Linked DNA regions of Homo sapiens: regions 2, 3 and 4 are each linked to region 1. A link is a contact called in ENCODE Hi-C or POLR2A ChIA-PET data. All regions are on one chromosome and are shown on one strand. The core of a region is the stretch at or near the end of the contact, and the rest is flanking DNA. Distances in the headings are between cores, read along the strand shown. Region 1 holds the start of ZBTB14 (zinc finger and BTB domain containing 14). Region 2 holds the start of FAM210A (family with sequence similarity 210 member A). Region 3 holds the start of AFG3L2 (AFG3 like matrix AAA peptidase subunit 2). Region 4 holds the start of IMPA2 (inositol monophosphatase 2).

Region 1 (4,569 bases), core at 571-3,070:
AGGTGATTTTCCATCATGGAGCTAATACCTTAGCTGGGCATTATTTCACTTAATCCTTACAAGTGCCTTATTAGGTGCTTTCCATAGCTCTCCTTCAGCTGAGGTTTAGAGAAGTTAAACAATTTACCCAATATGTGAACTGGATATGTCTGACTCTACAACCGGTCTCTTCCATCCTATTTCCTCCATATAAGCCGTAACTTGGGTGCTTTTGTGAACATCAAAAAAGATGCGTATAAAGTCGCCTTGGGGAACGTTAAACCAAAGTCAATTAACATTACAAAATCAACTGAGGCCATATAGAACTTCCTTTAGAAAATTAACACATCCAATCATCATATTATTTCCCAAATGTTTACTTAGGTGCCTGTTGCAAGCACTATCTTATGTCATCTTCAATAAGCCCAAGAGGAAGCTTCTGCTCTAATCTTTAGATATTAAATTACGCGTTTCGGGGAAACTTCGCGTGTGAGGTAAAGCAACATGAGCGACTCTAAGGCGGCGCGGCATTGCTGTCCGGCCTCCTGCATCTCGGTGAGCAGAAAACGCGGGAGCGGGAGGGACTTCCCAGCTCCCGACGCCAGACACAGGCACAGCCGCCGCGTCAGAGGGAAGGCGACGTGGTTCAACAGCAACGGAGCCATTACTGGCGCTGAGCAGGGATGTTAAGGACAGAGCCAAGTTATCAGAGCTCTCCGAATCGAGTCCAGGGTCTGGACTGCCACAGACGGGTCGCCGCCTCCAGCCCCTGGACTTTTCCTTGGAGTGTCCGGGCGCGGACCTACTAGCTCCGAAGCCCTATGGGTGATCCCTTTCTGCTGGGCAACTGGGGTTGCGCTTTACACTACAAATCGAAGACGTCGCTTTTTCCATTTGTTCTGCAAGTGTTTATTGTGCACCGTCCACTCCCCCACAAACTCAATGTGCCGGCGGCAAGAGGCAAGACCGCAGACCCGTGGGCGCGCCTCCCGGTGTCGGCCGGTGTGCGCGGAGGGCGAAAGTGGCCGGGGCGCCCGCTCCGAGACGCGGCAGAGCCCCGCAGCCTCAGCGCCCGGCCTGCGCGCGCCCGGGGGAGGCTCTGGCCCACGCACATGCACACGCACGGGAGCGCTGGCTCCCGCGTCCCCGGCGCTGCGCCGGCGCCGGGCGCGGGCGGAAGCCCACGAACCAGGGCGGGAGGGAGCTTGAGGCGGGGCGGGTGTCCGCGAGCAGCGCTCGTGCTTAAGTTCCCTGGCTCCCGAAGCCCCGCCCTTGCCCCGCCCACTCCTTCTCCCGCGCGCGGGCTCCGCGCGCCCCAAGCCGCGCGCGTGCGCGCGCGTGCGCAGGCCAGGGCCCTCCGGGGGCGGCCCCGTAGTCTCCAACGAAAGCGTCGGCAAGGGCCCGGATTAACCCTTTCTTTGCTCGCCCACTTAGAGACCCGGTCGGGTTCCGTGCCTGCGCAAGCCGGCGGCGCGCCTTCCCCCCAGCCCGCACCGCGCATGCACGGGAAGGGGGGGGCGGTGGGGGTGTTCACGGCCGGCTAGACATTCTGTGCTCGTGCAGGAGGAGGGCTGCTACCATCAGGGACGTGCACGATTTCCCCCACCCCGCCCCCTCCCCAAACTCCAAAAAAAAATCCAAAACACACTGCCACCCACCGTGCCCCCGCGCCCCGAGCCCCTCCGGTCCCGGCCTGCGTTTGCTAGCGAGCGCGGGGAACCCACGGCAGTGTCTGTGCCTGTGCCAGGCTGCAGGTAAGCGCGGGCCAGGGTGCGGAAGGGGCTGGGGCCGTCCGCAAGGCGGGCGCGGGGGCGGCCGGCGGCTGGCGGGGCGGCCCGGAAGACGCGCGTTCTCGCCGAGCTCTGGGGCACCAGCCAGCTCCAGGATGTGCGGCGGCCGCCAGCGGCGCGGCGCGGTGCGAGCGGGGACGGGCGTGGGCCAGGGTTGGGCGTGGGGCCGGGGCGCCCCGGGGGCCGCGCGGGCCGGCGAGCGGGCTCGGGGAGCGGCCAGGCGGCGGCGGCCCCGCGCGCGCGCTCGCAGAGCCTCGGCGGCCGAGTTCATGGCCGCCCCCGCTCGCACCGCCGCAGTGCACCGCGGTGGGGGTGGGGACGGCCCGAACCCAGCGCGGAGCGCGGCCCGCCGGGCGCCGCCCCTCCGAGCCGCGGGCCCCGCCGCGCCGCCTACAGCCGCCGGCGGAGGAGGGGGCCGGGACCCAGCGCACGCACTCCCGGGTGCGCCCGCGGAGCTTGGGTTAGCCGGCCGCGCGCCGCCCCCGCCCCCGGCCGCGGGAGGGCGGGGGAGGGCCCGGCGCGAGCTGGCCGGGGAGTGCGCGGGGCGCGAGCTCCGGGCTCGCGGGCGGAGCGGGGCGCGGCGCGGCGCGGGGCTGCGGAGCCGGCCGCACGCCCGCTCCCGCTCGTCGCGCCGCCGGGGCCGCCGCGGGCCGCAGTCCCTCCCTGCGCGCTCCGAGCCGCGGTCCCAAGCCTGCGCTCGACGTCTGATTATGAAAGGGAAAGTGGCCCTTTCACCACCTGGCTCCCAGGCTGGGAGCTTTTGTCTGGGAAGGAGTGCAAACGGCCTCCTCCACTCCCCACCTCCCAGGCCCAAAGAAATTGAGAGGGAGGACTCGATACGCCTTGAGGGCTTCTTGGGTCTGCGCTTGGCTCCCTGCTTCCTCCCGACTCCGAAGTTGCAAGCTTGCAACAAGGAAGTCGTGCAGCCGCCATTGTCGGGCTGCCCGGGGCAGGGGAGGCGGCTGCAGCTGCTTATGTAAGTTTTTGGCTTTGCGGGAAGCCCGGCTCCCTGCACTGTAACGCGGCTTAGCGCGCCCGCAGTTTGGAGAGCAATTAGGAAGGGGCAGCCTTATTATGAAGGTGGTGTTGGGGCTACGTCTTTTCCTACACCTGCCTACACAGATGCTGGCAACAGCTGTCTTCCAGTTTTGACTCACCTGAACTGAGCAATTGGACATCTCAATGGCAAGGGGGGCGGGGCGGGGAGGAGGCGGCTTTGGACACACATGGTCTCTCTTCCAGGTCTCATACATCTTGAGAGAGAGAGGGGAGAGGGGCGAGTGGCCAAGTACACACTAGCCAAAACAACAACAACACATTGATATGTTGTCATAGCTAGTCTAAGGCCACTCCTCTCTCTGGTCCCATGCACTTTTATCCCACAAGCCCTAGGACGAGTTAGTGACAACAGTAGTAAGTGTCACAGTGTAAGGTTTTTGCTGGGCTGCCTAGCCTCTGGATGATTACAGGCCTGGGTGCTTCTAGGGAATAGAGAGGCAGAAACACGTAGAATGATCAAGTCAGAATCATCTTTTGGAAATGTTGCCTAACCTCAAACTTCAGATGAGACATCCCGCTTCTACGCTGGGTAGCTCGGTGTGTTCACTTTTCTTTAGAAGGAGCTTATTATGGGTTTCAAGGTGTTGGTCTCCAGGTTGGAGTCTTGTTCCATGGTTTTTGTGTAAGACTGTTACAGCCCAGTCCTTTGCTCCTACCACACCAAACAACTTATCTGTGTGGTCACTGTTCAGTAGAGGAAACTTTTTGTTTTTCAGGATATGGGTCTGCAGGATGGAGTTCTTCCGGTAAGAGTTAAAACTCACAAAAAAGCTGAAATTCTTTCACCCTTATTGTAGGGATAGAGGTAAAAACACCTGGATTTATCAAATACAATCTTAAAAACAAACGTGTATGCTATTAATACATCACACAGGTGCAGAAAGAAAAAGCAATCATTGTTCCCTCTCCTCCCATGTTACCTGTTGGGTTTATGTACTTCTATAGCTTTATTTGTAAGGTATATACTTCTATAGGTTTGTATGAGCCGAGAGAAAAATGTAGAGGGCTAACATACCCAGCGGGAAATGGGATAGGTGTAGGGGGCACGGTGCACTTGTTTTTTTCTATATCTGTGTAGCCATCAATCTCTGTACAAATATGGACATGAGCTTAGTGTGTGAGGAGAAATCCCTTAATGGTTCTCCAACCCCTCCTTCCAGTTCCTAGGGCACAGCCCCTTTATGCCCGAGTGCTACAGCCCTTATCTGTTCTAGTCCATATCTGTTCAGAACTGCACTTGATGTACCAGCTACCTACCTGCCACTCTCCCCAACCTGAAAATGCACAAAAGAGGGAACAAGAAAGTTTATTTTTAAAAAATCAATTCTTGGTTTAGGATTTGGGATACAGGAAGATCCTACCTCATTCTTGTTTATCCTTTCCTCTGTAGGTCTGGCGTGCTCCTGATCAGAGTTACTCTGATCTGAAGATTTTGGCGTTCAAGGCATTAAGATAATAGCCTGAGTTGTTCATGGTAACTATAACTTTGGATATTAAATCTTGATGAAAATGACTTGGCATTTGCTTTAAAATATATATACCAATTCTGATTGTGCATGAACACTTCTATTTGTCTGGGGGAAAATATTAGCCGAATAAAAGTAAAACAATGTTTTTAAAAAGGAAACATAGAGAATGCTTTAAGATGACCAGTTTTTTAACATGATGACAGAGATCTTTCATGCCAGTTCCAAATTTTTGCTTATAAAATACTCTCAGCACTTATCAAGTACTTACATCT
Region 2 (4,569 bases), core at 1,547-4,046, 8.4 Mb before region 1:
ACAGATGTGACATAATAAAAACATAATTAGGTCAGAAGAAATGACACAGCATTCCAGATGACCACAAAAATAAGTAAGAACGTTTAAAACCAAGCATCATGTTTACAGCCAACTTGTTCTCAACAAAGGTGCCAAGAACGTACATAGTGAAAAGACAGTCTCTTCAAAAAACGGTGCTGGGAAATCTAGACCACTCTCTCTCACCATATGCAAAAATCAAATCAAAATGGACTGAAAAATTTAATACCCAAAAGTATGAAACTACTTGAAGAAAACATTGTGGAAATGCTTCAAGACACTGGTCTGGGCAAAGATTTTTGTGGTAAGACCTCAAAAGCACAGGCAACAAAAGCAAAAACAGACAAATGGGATTACATCAAGCTAAAAAACTTCTGCACAGCAAAGGAAACAAGAGTGAAGAGATAACCTAGAGAATGGGAGAAAATATCTGCAAAACCATTCATCTGACGGGATTCACAACCGGAATACAGAAGAAACTCAACTCAATAGCAAAAAAAAAGAAGCAATCCTACTACAAATGGGCAAAAGATCTGAATAGACATTTCTTAAAAGACACACAAATGGCCAACAGGTATATACGTAAAAAATGCTCAATATCAGTAATATCAGGGAAATGCAAGTCAAAACCACAATGAGATACCATCTCATCTCGGTTAAAACGGCTTTTATCAAAAAGATTTTTAAAAAATGGATGCTGAGGCCGTCACGGTGGCTCACACCTGTAATCCCAGCACTTTGGGAGGTGGAGGTGGGCAGATCACTTGAGGTCAGGAGTTCTAGACCAGCCTGGCCAACATAGTGAAACCCCGTCTCTACCAAAAACACAAAAATCAGCCGGGCATGGTGATGTGCGCCTGTAATCCCAGCTACTCGGGAGGCTGAGGCATGAGAATCGCTTGAACCCGGGAGGTGGAGGTTGCAGTGAGCTGAGATCAAGCCACTGCACTCCGGCCTGGGCGACAGAGCAAGGCTCCGTCACACACACACACACACACACACACAAAAAAAAAAAAAAAAAAAAAAAAAAAAAAAGATGCTGATGAGGATGCAGGATGCAGAAAAGGGGGAACACTTGTACACTGTTAGGGAGAACGTAAATTAGCACAGCCACTAATTTACATACTGGGAAAAGTATGATGGAGGTTCTTCAAAAAACAAAAAATAGAACTAGTGCTATTGAGATGAGTTTCTTCTATATTCTGGTTGTTAATCCCCTGTCCGATGAACAGTTTTGCAAATCTGGGTACAGATCCAAAAGAAGGGAAATCAGTATATCTAAGAAATATCTGCAGTCTCAAGTTTATTCACAATAGTCAAGATATGGAATCAACCTAAGCGTTCATCAACAGATGAATAAAGATAATGTAGCATATATACACAATGGAATATTAGTCATTAAAAAGAATGAAATCCTGTCATTTGCAACAACATGGATGAAACCGGATGTCATTATGTTAACTGAAATAAGCCAGGCACATGAAGACAATATCATGTTGTTACTCATGTGGGAGCTAAAAATGTGGACCTGATGGAGGTAAAGAGTGGATTGGTGGTTACCACAGACTGGGAAGGGTAGCAGGAAGAGGAGCGGGATGAAGAAGAGAAATTGGTTAATGGGTACAAAAAACCCCAGAAGAAATAAAATCTAGTGCCTGATAGTACAGTGGGGTGGACACAGTTAACAATAACTTATTGTGTAGTTCAAAATAGCTAAAAGAAAAATTGGAATGTTCCCAACATAAAGATAAATGTTTGAGATGACAAATATCCCAATTGCCCTGATTTAGTCGTTACACATTGTATGCATGTATCAAAGTATCACCTGCACCTGCAAATATGTGCAACTTCTATGTATCAATTTAACAAATTGGGGGAAAAAAAACCCAAACCAAACTCAAAGTGGAATAATGAAAACACTCCATAGGGAAGAGAGCTGTCCCTCAGAATCTTCAAGAAACCTTCGAAAGGTGGTCGACTGACATGGAGATGGACACGCGATAAATAACCACACGAACATTTCGACCCGGCTTTCCAGTCACACCTCCGAAGCAAGCTATGTCTCTGCGTCATTTCAGCTCCTCAGGGTACGAGCGAGCAGGCCGCCAGGGCCGCCGGGATAAAGCCCAAGCGGGATAAGCTCTAAGTCCCGACCCGCCCGCTTGACCCTCTACCACGGGGCCCGAGAGGACGCACAGAGGCGAGAAGGGACTTCTCCAGCCAAGTTCACCCCCTCCGTCATTAGCGCGGCCTGTTACTCAACCTCTGGTTCAGGTTTCCGAAGCGCCGCTGAAGACAAACCTGCGGACCCCACGCCCCTCCCCAGCACGGCCCTGGGGCGCGAGCTGGAGCAGCTCTTCGAGCTGCTTCTCCCACCCGGGCTCGCCCAGTCTGGAGGAGGAACAGCGCCCGCCCACCCCAAGGAGTTCCCATTTTCCTTGGGACTGAGGACACAAGGCAATAGACCCACGCGTTGGGTAGTGAAGCACAGGGCTAATGCGAAGTGAGCCCATGTCAGGGGTGGGAGTGCCAGTTCCACCCCTCCACGGCGGCCGAGGGACAAACACAAAGAAAGGAAGGGCCGGAGTTCCAGCCGTCACACTCACCAGCACAGCCAAACGCGATTCTGTTTGCGGAAACGGCGGCCCGCGCCACGCGTGTCTGCTTACGTCACTTCCGGAGGTGCGAGAGTCACGTGGAGACGGTCAGGCGAGAGTGCCGCGACGCACGTCCTCCGCGCCGGAACTACGAGTCCCGACGTGCCGCGCGCGGCATGCAGAAGCTTCACTGAGCGGGCACTGGAGGTCGCGAGCACGTTGCTAGTGGGCGCGGCTGGCGGGGCCGGGGGCGGCAGGGGGCTAGCGTCCGGCTGAGCCCGGCGGGTTCCTGCACGCGGACCCACGCTTTGTCGGGCTGCTCTGCTGAGTGACACCGCCGTGGCATCCGAGGAGCTGTGGTCCAGCCTGCGCGGCGGGAAGCGGCGGCGGCGGCTCCAGCGTCCTAAGAGGTAGCATGGGCCCAGGCCTCTGTGGGGCAGCGGGAGGGGTCTAGAGGGCACCTTCAACCCTGGGCGTGTGTCCGGGAGCTGACTCGCGGCGCGAACCCGGCAACTGCTCCGCGTGCGCCGCTCTTCGGGCTGTGGCAGTGTACGACTGCCAGACGGGTCGTCCACACTCGCCGACCCCACAGACCCCGGCGGCCGAGAGAGGTCCCCCCGCCCTTCCGGGTCGAGCCAGTGTCCTGGCAAATCTTGCTTTGGGACTGTTTTTCAGCCTCCTTTGCTGTAACCCTTCACCGTGTTCTCCCCCCTTCTTCCGAAGCCAGTTGAAGAGGGGCCCGGAAGCGCCCGCGTTCGGAATGGTTTTTAAAATTAGCAATTTCTTATTAGGGACTGGCAGACTGGTCCTTACCGCCGTGTTTGGGAAGCCACAAGAGGCCATTCTTACCTGTTAGATTCTGAGAAAAGGGACCGCCTATACCTCTTCTTGACAAATACCTAAGGATGCATTAGTCTGCGTTGGCTGAACTTGGCATGGTGTGGTTTGGGGGAGACAACACACTTTTTTTGGCCATCACCCCAGATTTCTACTGGGGAGTGAAAGCGCCTACTGTACTGAAACTCGAAAGCTCCATAGTTGAGGACTTTCAACCTGAGATCAGGGTCAAAACTACCTGTGGATAGATTATTGAAGCGTGTGCATATTAACGTCGTGCGTCAAGTCCCCACCTTCCAAGGTTGTAAAACTGATCAGATTTACAATCCGTCTTGAATTACTCTTTACCAAAATTGATCCATTTAAAACAGCTTTGAAAATGTGCTTTACCAGCCTTCCTTCTTGTCAGTAGGCACAGGTATATTAATGAATAGACCTGGCTTTGGGGAAGGCAGCATTTGCAGCGTTGTGCTTTCCAATCTAATCACTTCTAAATTGTGGGCATTAGCCCATTTGAGGTTACAAACTTTGAACCAAGAATGAGGCCTATTTTTCACAAATAAGGATGACCCATCAATTTCTGATGACTGCTTGTATTTGTTATTATATGAAATGAGGTAAGTTGAGAATTAATCTCATTACATGAATATTGACAACTGCAAAAGTGTAGGTCTTACAGATCGAATGCATTATAGGCATATACAAGCATTAGAACCAGGCAATTACATTCCCTGTTCCTGATGCTTAAGTTTCTTGAGATAATTGCTGTTGTAATTTTACAGAAAATGAGTGTAATTTTGACTTTTAAAAACATGTTTTAATGTTTTTAAACACCGGGTGCAGTGGCTCACTTCTGTAATCCCAGCCGTTGGGAGGCCGAGGCGGTTGGATCACGAGGTCAGGAGTTTGAGACCAGCCTGGCCAACATGGTGAAACCCCGTCTCTACTAAAAATACAAAAATTAGCCAGGCGTGGTGGCGCGTGCCTGTAATCCCAGCTACTCAGGAGGCTGAGGCAGGAGAATCGCTTAAACCCGGAAGGCGGAGGTTGCAGTGAGCCGAGATTGCGCCGTTGCACTCTAGCCTGGGCGACAGAGCGAGACTGTCTCAAAAAAAAC
Region 3 (4,569 bases), core at 1,104-3,603, 7.1 Mb before region 1:
CCCAGCTAATTTTTGTATTTTTAGTAGAGACGGGGTTTCACCATATTGGCCAGGCTGGTATTGAACTCCTGAACTCGTGATCCGCCCACCTCAGCCTCCCAAAGTGCTGGGATTACAGGCGTGAGCCACCTTGCCCGGCCTCTCTCTCTCTTACTTTCTTTCTCTTTCTTTCTCTCTCTCTCTCTCCTTTCTTTCTCTCACTCTCTTTCCTTCCTTGTTTCTTTTTCTTTCTTTTTTTGGCCTGCTTGCTGGTCTCAAACTCCTGACCTCAGGTGATCTGCCTGCCTTGGCCTCCCAAAGTGTTGGGATTACAGGCATGAGCCACCGTGCTGGGCCAATTTGTGTCATTTTCTTTTTTCCTGATTGCTCTGACTATTGATCTTCTCAAAGAACACACTTTGATTTCATTCATTTCTCTATGTCTTTTAGTTTTTAATTTTATTGATTTTTACTTTTATCTTCTTTCTGTTCTTTGGTTTTACTTCATTTTCTGTCTAGTTTTTTCTTTTTTGAAGCCGAGGTCTTTGTTTTGCCCAGGCTTGTCTGGAACTCTTGGGCTCAAGTGATCCTCTCACCTCAGCCTATTTCTGATACTGATTTCTAATTTAATTTCATTGTGGATAGAAAATATGTTTTATATGACTTGACTCCTCTTAATATTTTTATGGCCTACAATATGGTTTATTTTGATAAGTGCTCTGTGAAAACTTGAAAATAATGTGTATTCTGTTGTTATGAGTAGTTTTCTATAAATGTCTATTTGATTTAGTTGGTTGTGTTTAAGTCTTCTATATACTTACTATTTTCCTGTCTAATTGTTCTGTCAATTATCAAAAGAAGGATTTGAAATCTCCAAATATAATTGGAAGTTGTGGTTCTGTCAGTCTTTGCTCCATGTATTTTAAGCTTCTGTTAATGGGAACAAAGATGTTTAGGGTTGTTATGTCCTACTGATGAACTGACCCCTTTATAATAATAATAATAATAATAATAATAATAATAATAATTCTCTTGGCCAGATGTGGGTGGCTCACATCTGTAATCCCAGCACTTTGGGAGGCTGAGTCAGGAGGATTGCTTAAAGCCAGGAGTTTGAGACTAGCCTGGGCAACAAAGTGAGACTTCAACTCTACACAAAATAAAAAAAGTCGAGTGTGGTCGAGCGTGTGTGGTCCCAGCTACTTGGGAGGCTGAGGCAGGAGGATCCCTTGAGCCCAGGAGTTAGAGGCTGCAGTGAGCTACGATTGCACCATGGCATTCCAGCCTAAGTGACAGACTGAGACCCTGTCTCTGGAAAAGAAACCCGATCCTCTTCATCCTTAGTGATATTCTTTTCCCTGCAATTAATTTTCTTTGGAATTTCCTTGCCCTAAAATCTATTTGTCTACTCAGTTTTCTTTTGTGTGAGCATGGTATGATGGTGTATCTGGTATATCTTTTTGTTATTGTTTTACTGCCACTGGGGTAATCACAGGACTCACCTGGTTTTGTCTCCTGTCTCTCAAGGATTACTGTCCTTTGCCTGAGGTCCAGCGTCGCCAGCCTGGGCGACAGAGCGAGAGCCCGTCTCAGAAAAACCCCCAAGTCCCCCACCTCAGTTCAAAGACCTCTCCTTTTTCCTCCGCTGTCACGGTACAGGAAACAATGTGTAGTTTCCACTACCTGGAAGACTCGACTTGCTCTCCGAGAACCAGTTCCCCGACAGGGTTCCTAGAGCGCAGGCTGCACGGCACAGCCCCAACATTCCCTGCTGCTTGTGAATCTTCGCATCGCCCTCCCAGGGGTCAGGAATGTGTGCTTCGGTGTCTCCAGAGCCTAGCACCACCCCATGACTCAGCTGGCGCTCGGAGGGTCCTTCCATCTGCCGCCGCTGGGGCCTTCGCTACTTCCCCCTCGCTCCTACTGGCTGGCCCACCCGGCTGCCCAGGCTCGGAAGCCCAGGATCCCAGTCACGCGTCTCCCCTTAGTCCCCGCCTCCAGCCACGCCCCCCACACCCCTCCGTCGGCCCCGCCTCCAGCTCCTGCTCGCTCTCCTAGTCCTTCCTCGGCCCCACCTCCAGCCACGCCCCCCACGTGCGCCATCAGCCCCGCCCCCAGCTCTCGCTCGCCCTCCCGAGTCCTCCCTCGGCCCGGTCCCCGCCTCTAGCTCCCCCTTGCCCTCCAGGGTCCTTCTCGGCCCCGCCTCCTGCCGCGCCCCCAACGCTGCTCCGTCGGCCCCCGCCTCCGGTCCCGCCCCCATGCTCCTCCCATTTGGTCCTGTCTTCTGCACTGGCGGAGGTCGCGGCGGGCCTCGGAGAGGAGACGCCGACGTCAGCGCGCCGGGGCGGGGCTGGCGGCAGGAGACGCCGCGTTGAGAGCTTGGGCTCCTCCGTGAGCCGCCGGCGCGCTTCGCTGCCTGGCGGCCTTTCCCCGAGCCGAGCCCGCTTCCCGAGGCCGCCAGTCGTCGCCTGCCCGCGCCTGCGCAGCGTCCCGGGCCGAGAGGGCCACGGCGGCGGCCATGGCGCACCGCTGTTTGCGGCTGTGGGGCCGGGGCGGCTGCTGGCCCCGCGGCCTACAGCAGCTCCTCGTGCCTGGCGGCGTGGGCCCGGGCGAGCAGCCCTGCCTCCGGACGGTGAGTCCTACCTGGGCGCCCGGCGCCCTCCACCCTGCCTCGGGCCCACTTCCGGCTCGGGAGAGCGGACGTCAAGGTCACTGGCCCCCGCCCTCCGGCCGCACGCGGGCCGTCCCTGCCGAGGGCCTGGGCGCCCTGCGCTGTCTCTCAGCCGGCCCCGGGAGCGCCGATTCGCGCTCAGCCCTGCCTGTGGGATTCAAGTTTTGAAAACGCGCAGCTTCAGTAGAGCCGGGTTTTCGCGCTTCACCGGGGCGGTTGAAGCCTCGAAGGTCATGTTGGCTTGGTGGCCGTCCTTGTCCCCGCTTTCGTGTCCCCGGAGCACGGAACGAAGGCGTCTGTAATTTTGAGTCAGCAGCACGAGCACGATGTAGTCGCAAGGACGGGTTTTGGAGTCGGGCTGCCTAACCTCTCCGAGTCTCCGTGTTCCCGTCTGTTGAATGGGGCCATTGCGGGCATTCCAGGACTGGCAGTATTAGCTATTATTATTAAGAATGTCACCTTTTCATAGCAGGGACTCTGTGTTCGTTGCATATCAGGGCCTGCTCTCAGCAGGAGGCTCTTTCTCTGTTGGTAGCCATCCCTCTAGATACACACACGGGACCTGATACGTGTTTCTGACATAATGATAGAGTGTTGACAGAACCATGGCCGTGATCAGTCTCAATGAAAGGTTCACGTGTCGAATAGTCGCTCTCACTGTTTAAGTGACACGGTTCCTCAGCCTTGCACTGGTGTACGGGTGGTGGTTGAGGTCCCCGGGTCGGCCACGGGAACCTGGCTTGGCCTCCTGCTATCCCAGCGCCCTTGTAGTCAGCTCAACGTCTTCACTGTAAGGGGAGATAGGCTAGTGCCGGGGCTCACGCCTGCGATCCCAGCACTTAGGGAGGCCGAGGCGGGAGAATCGCTTGACTCCAGGAGTTGGAAACCAGCTTGGGTAGGGTAGCAGACCCTCCGATCTACGATTTTTATTTTTATTTTTATTTTTTAAGAGACGGGGTTTTGCTTCTTCGCCCAGGCCGGAGTGCAGCGGCGCAAACACAGCTCACTGCAGCCCCAAACTCAAGCGATCCTCCCGCCTCAGCCTCCGGAGTATCTGGGACTACAGCACCGTGGTTGATTTTTAAAAAGTTTCTGGAGAGGCCAGGCGCGGTAGCTCACGGCTGTAATCCCAGCAGGCGGGTGGATCACGAGGTCAGAAAATCGAGATCATCCTGGCTAACACGGTGAAACCCCATCTCTACTAAAAATACAAAAAATTAGCCGGGCGTGGTGGCGGGCGCCTGTAGTCCCAGCTGCTCGGGAGACTGAGGCAGGGGAATGGCGTGAACCTGGGCGGTGGAGCTGGCAGTGAGCCAAGAGCGGGCCACTGCACTCTAGCCTGGGCGACAGAGCGAGACTCCGTCCCAAAAGATAGGGTTCACCATCTTGCCCAGTTGCCCAGGCTGGCCTGGAACTCCAGGACCCAGGCGATCCTCCCGCCTCCTCCTCTCAAAGTGTTGGAATTACAGACCTGAGCCACAGCTCCTGGCCTCTACAAATTGTTTTTTTTTTTTTTTTCTTACCTGGGCTCAGTGACTTATGACTATAGTCCCAGCAACTCGGGGGGCCAAGGCGGGTTGCTTGGCGCGGGAGGTTGAGGCTCCAGTGAGTTTTGATTGCATTGCTGTACTCCAGCGTGGGTGACGGACTCTGTCTCCTAAAAAAAAAAAGAGCGGGGGTGGGGAGGGGGAATAATAGTGCCTGCATTCATGATTTTTACTCCTTGAGGCTCCCTTGCCAGTCTTAAATCAATTTCTTCGCCATGGTCACGCCACGCTGCCGTGTGGTAGGTCCTTTTTCGGTTTCCTGTATCCATTTCCCTGTTTTACCAAGCTCTGATCCCTTTTCTTTTCTTTTCTTTTTTTTTTTTTTTTGAGACAGGGTCTCGCTCTGTCGCCCAGACTGGAGTGCAGTGGTGT
Region 4 (4,569 bases), core at 746-3,245, 6.7 Mb before region 1:
TTTTAAAATCTTCTGTTTCTTCAAGGATCTAAATTTGAAAACCACAGAAACTCCTAACTTAGCTCGCCAGGGTTTACACAGCAATGTCTGAATCCTAAGCTGGCTTTTCACTGCCTCAAGGAAGAAAAGTTTTACAGTAGAACCTAAAAGTTCCTAAATATCTGGCTGATGCTTGCTCTGGAAGGAAAGCTGGGAGGCAGGGAAGGATGGAAGGAGAACCCGTGTTCCATGCACACAGCAGCTCTGCTTTCCAGGAAGAACGCTTGCACTGAAGCTACAAGCTTCATCTGCCTTGCAGGAAGGTTTAGGGTCCTCCTTTTCCTACAGGAGGGAAAGGTCAAAGGGTGGAGTTTCGCAACACTCTTAAATTCATTCATTCTTTACGGTCTGAGGCTTGGGTTCTTCAAACTACAAAGGGAAGGAAGGCCCTTCAACAAAAAATGAGTCTACTTAGTATTGCAGATTAATTTTTAAACAGGATTAGAGGATTTGCACCAAGGTAAAGCACTATCCACTTTATGACGACTCACTTCAAATTTAAGATTGATAACAGTCCGATTTCAACATCTAGGGAAACTGGTAGAGCATTTTCGGACTGTCAGACCTCAAAAAAGAAAACAAATGTTTGAATATAAAAGGCCAATCTGCTCTCAGCACACCTCCTGTCTCTAAAATCCCCGAAAACAATCACTTTTTTTTTTTTTTTTTGAGACGGAGTTTTGTTCTTGTTGCCCAGGCTGGTGTGCAATGGCGCGATCTCAGCTCACTGCAACCTTCGCCTCCCAGGTTCAAGTGATTCTCCTGCCTCAGCCTCCCAAATAGCTGGAACTAAGGCACGCGCCACCATGCCCAGCTAATTTTGTATTTTCAGTAGAGACGGGGTTTCACCATGTTGGTCAGGCTGGTCTCGAACTCCTGACCTCAAGTGGTCCACCCGCCTCGGCCTCCCAAAGTGCTGGGATTACAGGCGTGAGCCACTGCGCCCGGCCCACAATCACATCCTAAGAGACAAACATGGAGTAAGCCATCTTACAGTCCTGGGAGAACCAACACTCGCTTGCCTACCACTACCGTCGGTGTGTCAGGCACTGCTAAAGGTACTGAGGAAAGTGGAAGGAACAATCACAAAAATGAAAAAGAGAAGAGAGGAACTGCACTCCATTTTAAACTCTGCTCGCTGGTTTTCGGTAGCTCTGCGGCTCGGTTTTCATCCTTCCGGGCAGTGTAACAAGTTCCTCCTGAACTCTGAGTCCGTGGCCGTCGCGGAGCTGAGCCACTTTCAGGGTGTGGGTCAGAGTAAGTTTGGGTTGAGGATGCTGCAGCCAGGACAATCAAACGGCAGCCCAGCCAGATCCCCACGCGGCTGGGGCTTAGCCCCGGGCTTCCTACCGCGAGCTGAATCCGTTCATAGGTCCTTAAAAATCAACAGCCCCGTACGCTACCCCTGGAGAGATTTCTACATTCTGACCACTCACTCAAACGCAAAGGTCACGTTAGCCGCTGAACTCCAAAGCAGAGGGGCTCGCCGCCAGGGCTCCGGGAGTTGGAGAAGGGCGCGGGAGGTGTGTCCAGGACACCAGCACAAAGGCTCCTTTCACCGCTCCGCGCCCCGCGCCCTCGGGTGCGGACCCTGGGCGCCCGCCGGCTGCGCGCCAGGACCCCGCCACTCCAGGCGGCTCCCAAGGCCCACGCGCTTCTGCTCCGCCCGGACTTCCGAGCCCAGCCGTGGCGCTCACCTGTCCTGCCCGCAGCGCCAGCTGCACGGCCGCCTGGAAGCACTCCTCCCAGGGGCCGGCCGCCAGCGCCGCCTGGTCCTCGCCGCTCGGCTTCATCGCGGCCTCGCCGGGCCCCTCCACCTCCAGCCCCCCTCGGCGGGACTCCGGCTCCCACCGGATCCCGCCGTCCCGCCGCCAGGCTCCACACTCCCTGTGCCTGCTCCCGCAGCTCTGTGCCTAGTCCGCCGCCCGTCCCACACCTGCGCTGGCGGGAAGGGCAGCCAGCGGGCCGCGGGAGCCGTGCGTCCTGCTTTCCGCTCCCCACCCTCCGCCCCGCCCCGTGCCGAGCCCAGCCCAGCTCCCCGCCCCGCTCCCCGCCCAGCTCCCTGCTCCCGCGTCCGGCCCCGCTCTGCATTCCCCACCTCGCCCCTCGCAGAGCTCGGCCCCGCCCATTCCCCCCTCTTCCCCGCCCCTTGACGCTCCCGGCCCCGCCCCGCACCCGTTGCTGCTCCTGGCCTCTTCCCGCGCCGTGCCCGGCCCCGTCCTGCACCGCCCCTCCCGCTCCCGGCTGCGCCCCGTACCTGGCCCCGCCCCTCTGGGCTAGCCCTGAACACAAATCAGTGCCGAGCCTGGTCCCTCTCCGCTCCGCGCTTTACCTCCAGCCCCGCCCCTGTGGTGCAGCATCACCCTCCCCGCTCGAGGCGGACCCAACCCTGCTCCGCCGTGCCCCGTCCCGCAGCGCGCAGAGCGGGCTCCAACTCCTCTGAGCCTCGAGCCCCGCCTCCCTCAAGTTGAGCCGGGCCCGTGTCCAAGCCCCGCCCCACCGCCGCGCGCTGAGACAGGCCCCACCCCCGGCTCGTGCAGAACTCCGTACTGTTCTGGGTCAAGCGCGCGGAGGGCGGCTTGGGCCACCGCAGAGCTGGGAGGGAGGAGCTAGGAGCGGCTGTTTTGGGGGCCCGGGGCAGCTACTGTCTGGGTGGGACCGTGCGGTGCCGGCCCAGCCCCGGAGGTGCCGGGGAGCGTCCCGTCCGCGGATCCCCGCGCACGTGGTGCCGGGCGTCCCTTCATGGTCTGTGGCCGGATTCGGGCTCGAGCGCCAGGGGCGGCTGGGCCAGCACCTTCCGACCGGTCGCTTTTTGTTCGCGGAGGCCGCTGGGCGCTAGGCGTCGTTCTCGGCCTCGCAGGAGCTCAGACCGCCGAGCGCACAAGGCCGCAGTGTTCCTGCAAGCGGCCGCCCCGCGCGGCAAGTTTGGTCGCAAACAAGCTCTCCCTCCGCTAACCCCAAACACTGCGAGGACAGCGGCTGGACTTTATAAACTCTTCACACCCAAAACTCGAATTTGGAGACGGAACTGTGATTGCGATGAGCCTCTGTAGTGAGGAATGACCTTTCCAACCTTGGATTCTCTTGCTGGCCCATGTAAACATAAATAGGAGGCATTTCCCGAAAGAGTGGCCGCGTGGTTTCCAAGGTTAATTTCATAAGCCGCTCTGCCTGCCCGTTTTATAAAAGATGCTAACCCACGTAAAATTATTCTGGAGTGCCACTTCGGAGTCTGGGAGAATAATGGGAGTTTGTACAAGAACCTTGATGGGGCATTTTTTACACACTTAACCTAATAATGAAATTAAACGTTTTTAGTTTTTGAGTACTTTATGCTGAAACACCTTGTGGAGAAACTTTAAGTGTACCGTATAAGAGACAAAAAGTACAAACAGGAGGAATTACAAACAGGAAATACAAACACGCAGATATGGGTACAACTTTAGGGACTCTGGCCTCACCCAGAGCCCTAATCCTACGGCTCAGAAAACTAGACCAATTGCCCTGCCTCCCACCACGCCAGTTTGGGGCAGCTAAGGGCGCACTCCCCTCCATCTTTTTTGGGTTCTTATGTTTTTATGATGTTTAAGACAGAGGCCGGGTGCGGTGGCTCACGCCTGTAATCCCAGCACTTTGGGATGCCGAGGCGGGCGGATCACGAGGTCAAGAGATCGAGACCAGCCTGACCAACAAGGTGAAACCCCGTCTCTACTAAAAATACAAAAATTAGTTGGGCGTGATGGCAGGTGTCTGTAATCCCAGCTACTCGGGAGGCTGAGACAGGAGAATCCCTTGAACCTGGGAGGCTGAGGTTGCAGTGAGCCGAGATGGCGCCACTGCGCTCCAGCCTGGCGACAGAGTGAGACTCCGTCGCAAAAAAAAAAAAAAAAAAAAAAAGACAGCAGGACTTCAGAATGCACTTAAGATTGTGCTGTGAATGCGTTACTTTAAAAGAAATGCATTCTCTTGTTGATTTTCATGACAGGTTTTCATTAGCGGTCACTTCCAACACCAAGCAAACAAAGAAGTGGCAAAATGTCTCTTCCGCCTCTTCCCAGTTCTCCTTTCTGAACACCTCTGCCTGTGCTCCTGGTACTGTCACCCCATCTGGAAGCTCAGTTATATCTTTAGATAAACTTTCATGATAGATCCCAGCTTATCTAAACAACTGGAAAAAGAGTTAACTTTCTTTCCCAAATGACATATCTTAAGGCAGCGTAGTGTGGTTTTTAACAGCATGAGGCTTTGAAGCAGCCAGGTTTCCTAAATTAAAATATTGGCCTCTCTTCTTCCTTACTGTGTGGATTTGAGCAAGTTAAAAATAACCGGTTTTGCCTGTTTCTTCAACTGTAAAGTGGTCTTTGTAACCATTGTATGGGTTAATGTACTTGTGCTTGGAACGTATGTGTTTGCTATTATTATTAAAGACTGGTCATTTATGCACCAGTGTGGGTAGCCTCAAGCAATCAGCATACCGCTTGGCACCCAATAGGTGTTTAATAAATATCTGTTCGGCCAGGTGTGGTGGCT

What was found. A loop is a pair of places that touch in the nucleus more often than their neighbours do. ChIA-PET counts read pairs that join two places held with the same protein, here RNA polymerase II (POLR2A). Pooled maps may share reads with other maps.
Region 2: a map of naive thymus-derived CD4-positive, alpha-beta T cell shows a loop between it and region 1 (32-fold over the local background). The contact joins the promoter of FAM210A here to the promoter of ZBTB14 in region 1. A Hi-C loop is called at or near these places in 2 of 168 maps with a recorded cell type or tissue (both naive thymus-derived CD4-positive, alpha-beta T cell) and 14 of 50 pooled maps.
Region 3: a map of CD8-positive, alpha-beta T cell shows a loop between it and region 1 (20-fold over the local background). The contact joins the promoter of AFG3L2 here to the promoter of ZBTB14 in region 1. A Hi-C loop is called at or near these places in 5 of 168 maps with a recorded cell type or tissue (CD4-positive, alpha-beta T cell, CD4-positive, alpha-beta memory T cell, CD8-positive, alpha-beta T cell and 2 more) and 11 of 50 pooled maps. POLR2A ChIA-PET finds 5 or more read pairs at or near these places in 1 of 52 experiments (CD4-positive, alpha-beta memory T cell).
Region 4: a loop to region 1 is called in a map of CD8-positive, alpha-beta T cell, with 17 times the contacts of the local background. The contact joins the promoter of IMPA2 here to the promoter of ZBTB14 in region 1. A Hi-C loop is called at or near these places in 3 of 168 maps with a recorded cell type or tissue (CD8-positive, alpha-beta T cell and naive thymus-derived CD4-positive, alpha-beta T cell) and 14 of 50 pooled maps. POLR2A ChIA-PET finds 5 or more read pairs at or near these places in 1 of 52 experiments (BJ).

What each region holds. Positions count from the first base shown.
Region 1 is chr18:5,292,977-5,297,545 of GRCh38, reverse strand. ZBTB14 (zinc finger and BTB domain containing 14) reads left to right here and starts at 1,820. Exons shown (of 4, transcript NM_001243702.2): 1 at 1,820-1,894; 2 at 3,545-3,574; 3 at 4,219-4,302. The coding sequence starts at 4,300. RefSeq lists enhancers at 612-771, 489-1,174, 1,863-2,549, 2,550-3,237 and silencers at 982-1,401, 1,482-2,421.
Region 2 is chr18:13,724,785-13,729,353 of GRCh38, reverse strand. FAM210A (family with sequence similarity 210 member A) reads left to right here and starts at 2,796. Exons shown (of 4, transcript NM_152352.4): 1 at 2,796-3,025. It overlaps RNMT (RNA guanine-7 methyltransferase), which reads right to left and starts at 2,681. Exons shown (of 12, transcript NM_003799.3): 1 at 2,625-2,681. RefSeq lists an enhancer at 2,693-3,618.
Region 3 is chr18:12,375,011-12,379,579 of GRCh38, reverse strand. It overlaps AFG3L2 (AFG3 like matrix AAA peptidase subunit 2), which reads left to right and starts at 2,353. Exons shown (of 17, transcript NM_006796.3): 1 at 2,353-2,611. The coding sequence starts at 2,498. RefSeq lists enhancers at 1,055-1,584, 1,585-2,116 and a silencer at 1,889-2,788.
Region 4 is chr18:11,978,933-11,983,501 of GRCh38, reverse strand. IMPA2 (inositol monophosphatase 2) reads right to left here and starts at 1,995. Exons shown (of 8, transcript NM_014214.3): 1 at 1,737-1,995. The coding sequence starts at 1,832. RefSeq lists silencers at 1,458-2,937, 2,778-3,072.